Regions from separate parts of the Mus musculus genome. Here region 2 is linked to region 1. A link is a contact called in ENCODE Hi-C or POLR2A ChIA-PET data. All regions are on one chromosome and are shown on one strand. The core of a region is the stretch at or near the end of the contact, and the rest is flanking DNA. Distances in the headings are between cores, read along the strand shown. Region 1 has its middle 66 kb from the start of Gm19510. Region 2 has its middle 17 kb from the start of Trib1.

Region 1 (2,696 bases), core at 132-2,631:
ATCTCAGTCCGGGATGCTGGCAGCTAAGGCTGCCTCTGGTGAGGCGGTCAGAGAAACCTCTACAGTATGGCTGTCTTGAGGCTGTCAGCCCTCTTACCTGCATTTCGGAGTGATAGAAGAAAACCATGTAGGAGTTCTGTGGGCTTTTGAGAGACTAGGGCCTCAAAGAGCCAAGCCTCTGCTGTCTTCTATGAATCTGACTCACAGAGACCAGCTCGGATTCAAAGGAAGGGAACACTGGCCTTACCTATCATTGAAAGGTGGGCCAAAAAATGTACAGAGTTATCCTAAAATGATCCTACCCTGTCCATGAACCCCCTCCCACAGTGCCCTTGAGCACAACTGCGAAGGGAAGGGAAGGGAAGGGAAGGGAAGGGAAGGGAAGGGAAGGGAAGGGAAGGGAAGGGAAGGGAATCCCAAAATTTAAGTGTATTGCCCTGACAAAACCTGTGAATAGAACTCTCATCTCTGGGTCTTTATGCACCATGAGTTTGGACTAACTGTGGGCTGCATCCAACATCTTTTGTAGCATAAAGATTGGTCACTCTGAAGTTGTTTTATCTCTGAAGGGAAACGAGCAGCAGATACCTAAGAACTTCCTTTTCCTCCAAGACGGATCGACCCAGTGCCTTTTTCCAGCTGACCACAGCAAATCCTGACTCTTTCCACCTCTCTGAAGCCCATTTTATCTTTTGAAAGATAAAACTGATAATGATCACTTCATCTGTCTTCCCCACCCCGTCCCGCCCGGAGCTCTGGTAAGATGACGGACACTGTGATAACCTTTGTTAGATAGCAGTAGGTTACACTTGTTTCTATCTTCTAAAGAGCTGGAGTGAATTGGGCTAGGAGCTGGGGCCCCCAAAGGATCAAGGAAAGGGCCTGGTATCATTAGGATGTAATATGATGATATCAATGTAGGCCCAATAGACTTCAGAAAGGTGGGAAGAGGCGGGGTTTGCTGTTAACTGGTCAGCATTCAGAATGTCCCAGGCTTCTGAACCACTTTCAGTTTTGCAACGATCATCCCATCCATCAAGTCTATTAAGAAGTCATGAAGAAACTCAGGCGCACATCAACTAAAAGACAAACCTACAAACACACAGCTAATGAGCCAAAATGCCTGGCTATCCACCCTGGTCTCTTAGTGTCTACTGAGGAGTTCTATAAAGCCCTCTACTGGGGGCCTTGTGGGTCTTCCTCACTCTTGTGACAATCTCCATTCGCACCGTCCCCCACCCCCACCCCCGCCTCACCCTGAGAGCTGGAATTACGGAAGTCTGCCATGGTGCCTGTCTTCCGCTTGTGTTCTTCACAGTGTGCTCAGCTGGCAGATACGGTTTCCTGATTTTACAGAAGAGAAAGCAGGGCTCAGCTGTCTGCAGACTCACTCCAAAACACCATACGGGATGTGAACTTCACGCTAACTTCAAAGCTTGGTAGTTCCTAGCCACTTTCCTCTCTGCCTTGCTACTTGGGAAAGCATGAAGAGTTCTTTTCTACTGAATAGCTGCCAGAAATATCTCTCTTGGGTTATCCAGATGAGGAGACCCTCTGGGACTTGCAGGTTCAGAGCCTATGTCTCTTCACTTGAAAATGCACCCCATCTCTCCTTCAGTCCTGACAAGTAGCTTTTGCACATTAAGTAACAGGTCTCCAGCCAAAACTCAAGTGAGCGATGCAGGTCCTTCCATCTCTGAAAGACCCAGAGACCTAGGTCCCTGCAGTCTCAACTGTCAGACCTTGGGGACCACACCCAAATACTCTGGAAATCTGTAACTCGAACCCTCATTCTCCTCCCACAGCCTGGGGTACAGGCACTGCTGATTCATTTTAAGAAACTTTGCTTTCCACAGCAGCATAAGGAAGGACTGTCCCCTGCTAGAGCCACGTGTGTTTGCTATGATTCATCCTGTTGCCTGCAACCTCCTCAAAAAAAAAAAAAAAAAGGCCCTTACACAACCAGGAGCCTCTGGGAGCCACACAGTACAGGGGCTTCCCCTCTTAGTCACCCTCTGGGCCTAGGTCCACTTCCACGCAGCCACGAGAACTTGGAGGGACAAGCATATGCCCCAAAGAGGAACTGAGCACATTAGCAAACTGGGTGAAGGCCACCCCTCAGGGTCAGAGATGAGATGAGGCAAGACAGCAGCTGTGCTGATCCTGTAGAGCGAAATGTGCACGGTCAACAAAAGTTTCCGGCACACGGGGGCCCTGCCCTGTCCCCTCTGGCCCCAGGCACTCTGGGATGAGAGAAAATGACAAGGATGCAGCCTTGCTGTGCAAATGGAAATGTGGTGTGCTGTGCGGGTGGACCCTAAAGCTGATCTGTGAGCCCAGGCAGAAGCCTACAGAGATGGCCCCCATCTGGTGTGATCCTCTCTGTGGGAGCTTCACGGACACAGACACAGACACAGACACAGACACAGACACACACACACACACACACACACACACACACACACACACGTACACACACACGTACACACGCATGTGCGCGTGCACACTAGCGTCTGTGCTTCTTAGAGTCTCTATGCCGCTGTTTGCGCTGGTGGGTCTTGGTTGTCGATTTGTTTTACAACAGACAGAGAGGCTTGAGAGTGAATTGTCCAAACAACCCTTTTGCCTACAATAAAAAGTGAACCCAGAAAGAAAGGACACACACCTAGGTCACAAAATAACTAGGGGCCAGGTTA
Region 2 (2,696 bases), core at 130-2,629, 63 kb after region 1:
CTTTTTAAATCATGCAAAACAGCGTTTGGGATACAGCTCTGATGTCGAGCGTGCCTGAGGCCCTGGGTTCCATCCCCCAGTATGGCTTAAGTTAGACATGGTGACACAAACCTTCAGTTCCAGCCCTGAGGGGGTGGAGGCAAGGAGATTAGACGTTCAAGGGTATTCTCTTCACTTCTCCTAGCTTTCGATGGTATAGAAATCAGAACGGCTGGCTGTAGGCGTAGCTCAGTGGTACAGAAATCAAATAGGCTGGCTAGCGGTACAGCATGCATTCCATGCACCATGGCTGATTAGCTTGTTTCCTTACACAACACGAGACCACCTTCCTGAGGATGGCAATGGCCACAGAGGACCCTCCCACACCAATCATCAATCAAGAAAATGTTCCAGAGACGGGCCCACAGGCCAACCAGATGGGAGCAATTCCATAATCCAGGCTCCCACTTCCCAGGAAACTCTGATTTGTGTCAAGATGATGGAAACAAATCTTAGTACAGTGGCGCATAGCTGTGACCCCAGAACCCTGAGAGGCTGAGAAAAGATTGTGAGTTTGAGGTCAGCCTGGTCTACCAAGTAAGACAATATCTAAAGAAGGTAGCAGGGAGAAGTACAATTTGAGAGAATCATACCTGTAGGGTCTTCTAAACCAATCATTATGCAAATATTCATGTGTATTTGGTGAGTCCTAAATACTATTCCAGCCACTGGGAGTTGGGATTATAAAAGTACAAGTTGCTGAGGTAGATCTGATATAGGGAATGGCTTGTTCCAGGTGTTCTTTTAAAGTCCTCTCACTATCCTACTAACACAATTGTTAGCAAAAGCCACGTCTTTCCAGATATGGAGACTGAGGCATAGGGAGATTTTTTTCCCTGTCAGGCTGACTAGGAGAGTCAGACCTGGAATTTTAGCCCAGAAATTCCAGCTCCAGGCACTTTCTCTTCAGACACCCTGGCAGGTTCTAACCTCTGCTGTGTGTGCCCTGAGGTACCTGGGAACCCGACTCAGAATGCCACCTTTCTCAGGTCAATTGGATGTCCTCCAACTCTCAGGCCTAGTGAGGTTAAGGCTCCCAGACTGGACTCCCAGTGAAATAAGATCCCGCATGGCTTGGAGCTGACGCAAGCCGGCTGCCTCTACCTGCAGAGCTGCTGAAAAGCTTGCCTCTGGGGTGTGGAGGAATGTTCTGCCTGGCCCAAGAGCTGGATTTTACTATGGCCACCCCTCCAAGGCTCTGCCCACAAATAGCCTGTCCAATAACTCTGCTAGTTTCTGGCTTGACGGGATGAAAAGGATATGTCTGCCTCTGGGACGTCAGCACCACTTCAGGAAGCAGTGTGGGGACGAAGCCAAGGGCATGCTGAGCCAGCAGGGACTGCTCAAACTGTTCCAGCAGAAGGCTGGGGAAGGAGCCTGGAGGTCATGTGTGCCCGGGCCTCCCACTGTGCAAATAGGAAAGCCAGGTCCAGACAAGGGAGGTGGCTTGCTTCCTCCTCAGGCTCCTGCGGCTGCCTTGTGGAACACAGGAAGATGCCAGTCTTGGAAAACTACACCCCTGCCCCAGCCTACCTATGTAACTTAGCATCCAAATCCTTTTCTTTTTTCTGTTGTTCCCAGAGAGTGGCCTTGAACTCCACTCTCATCTCCAAGTCACAGAAATCCTCCTGCTTTAGCCTCATGGATACTGGGATTACAAACACGCACCATCGCATATGGATAGCATGCAGGTCTTCGATCCCATCTGTAGGATGAAGATGATGACCGCCCTGGAGAAGGCCATCAACCCTGCTCAGGTGGCTGTGGTTACAGCAGTCCCTCCTTGTGTGCTACCTCACCTGCTCTGTCACAAATAGTCTGAGTTTCAAGAATTAACTTCTCTCCATTGAGGCACAGCCTGTGTTTCACACTTTGACTCTTCCCTGGGTGCTGGAGGTTCTCAGGCTAGCAGCAGCAGCAGCCTCACCCAGGAGCTAGCTGAAAATGCAGAGGCTCAAGACTCACCCAGCCCTGATGAACAGGCTCTGCCTCCCGACAAGGGCCCCACCCCACCCCCAAATGTCCTTCCTTCCCATCACTTTTTCCTTCCTTCCTTCCTTCCTTCCTTCCTTCCTTCCTTCCTTCCTTCCTCCCTCCCTCCCTCCCTCCTGGCCTTTTATTTTTAATTTTACTTCTTTACTTAAAAAACAAAAAAGGGTCCTAGCCATGTACCCCAAGCCACTCTCAAACTCTGGGGTTTAAGCAAGGCCTAGTGGTACACACGTGATCCCAGCACTTAAGAGGCTAATGCAGCAGGATTGTCCCAAGTTCATGGACAGCTACAGCTACATGTCAAGAACAGATCTCAAAAAAGAAGGATCTGGGGCTATCTCTGATGATAGAATGCTTACCCAGCACACACGAAGCCCTGCCACCTGGCTTGCCCCTGCCACCACCTAAACCTGTTGTGTCAACACTGGGAACCAGTAGGGTTATTTTGTTATTTGGGATTTTGAGTTCAACCTGGGCTAGAGACCCTGCCAAAAAAAGAAAAAAAAAAAAAAAAAGAAAAAAAAAAGAAAAAGAAAAAGAAAAGAAAAGAAAAAAGAAAAAAGTCAGGAACACCTGGATTCAAAGCTCAAGAGATCCCCCTGCCTCAGCATCCCGAGCATGGACTTGACATGGACACATTATCACTGGGTAGTTTTGGTAGACTG

What was found. A loop is a pair of places that touch in the nucleus more often than their neighbours do. ChIA-PET counts read pairs that join two places held with the same protein, here RNA polymerase II (POLR2A).
Region 2: a map of T-helper 17 cell shows a loop between it and region 1 (2.1-fold over the local background). The contact joins two enhancer-like sites. A Hi-C loop is called at or near these places in 3 of 37 maps with a recorded cell type or tissue (T-helper 1 cell, T-helper 17 cell and regulatory T cell). POLR2A ChIA-PET finds 5 or more read pairs at or near these places in 1 of 5 experiments (Patski).

What each region holds. Positions count from the first base shown.
Region 1 is chr15:59,727,673-59,730,368 of GRCm38, reverse strand. No RefSeq gene overlaps it. Among named protein-coding and RNA genes, the nearest start is that of Gm19510, 66 kb to the left of the region's middle. Within about 2 kb of position 1,381, at least 2 of the 3 ENCODE cell types and tissues checked have a DNase peak (open chromatin) inside an H3K27ac peak, as active enhancers do.
Region 2 is chr15:59,664,283-59,666,978 of GRCm38, reverse strand. No RefSeq gene overlaps it. Among named protein-coding and RNA genes, the nearest start is that of Trib1, 17 kb to the right of the region's middle. Within about 2 kb of position 1,379, at least 2 of the 3 ENCODE cell types and tissues checked have a DNase peak (open chromatin) inside an H3K27ac peak, as active enhancers do.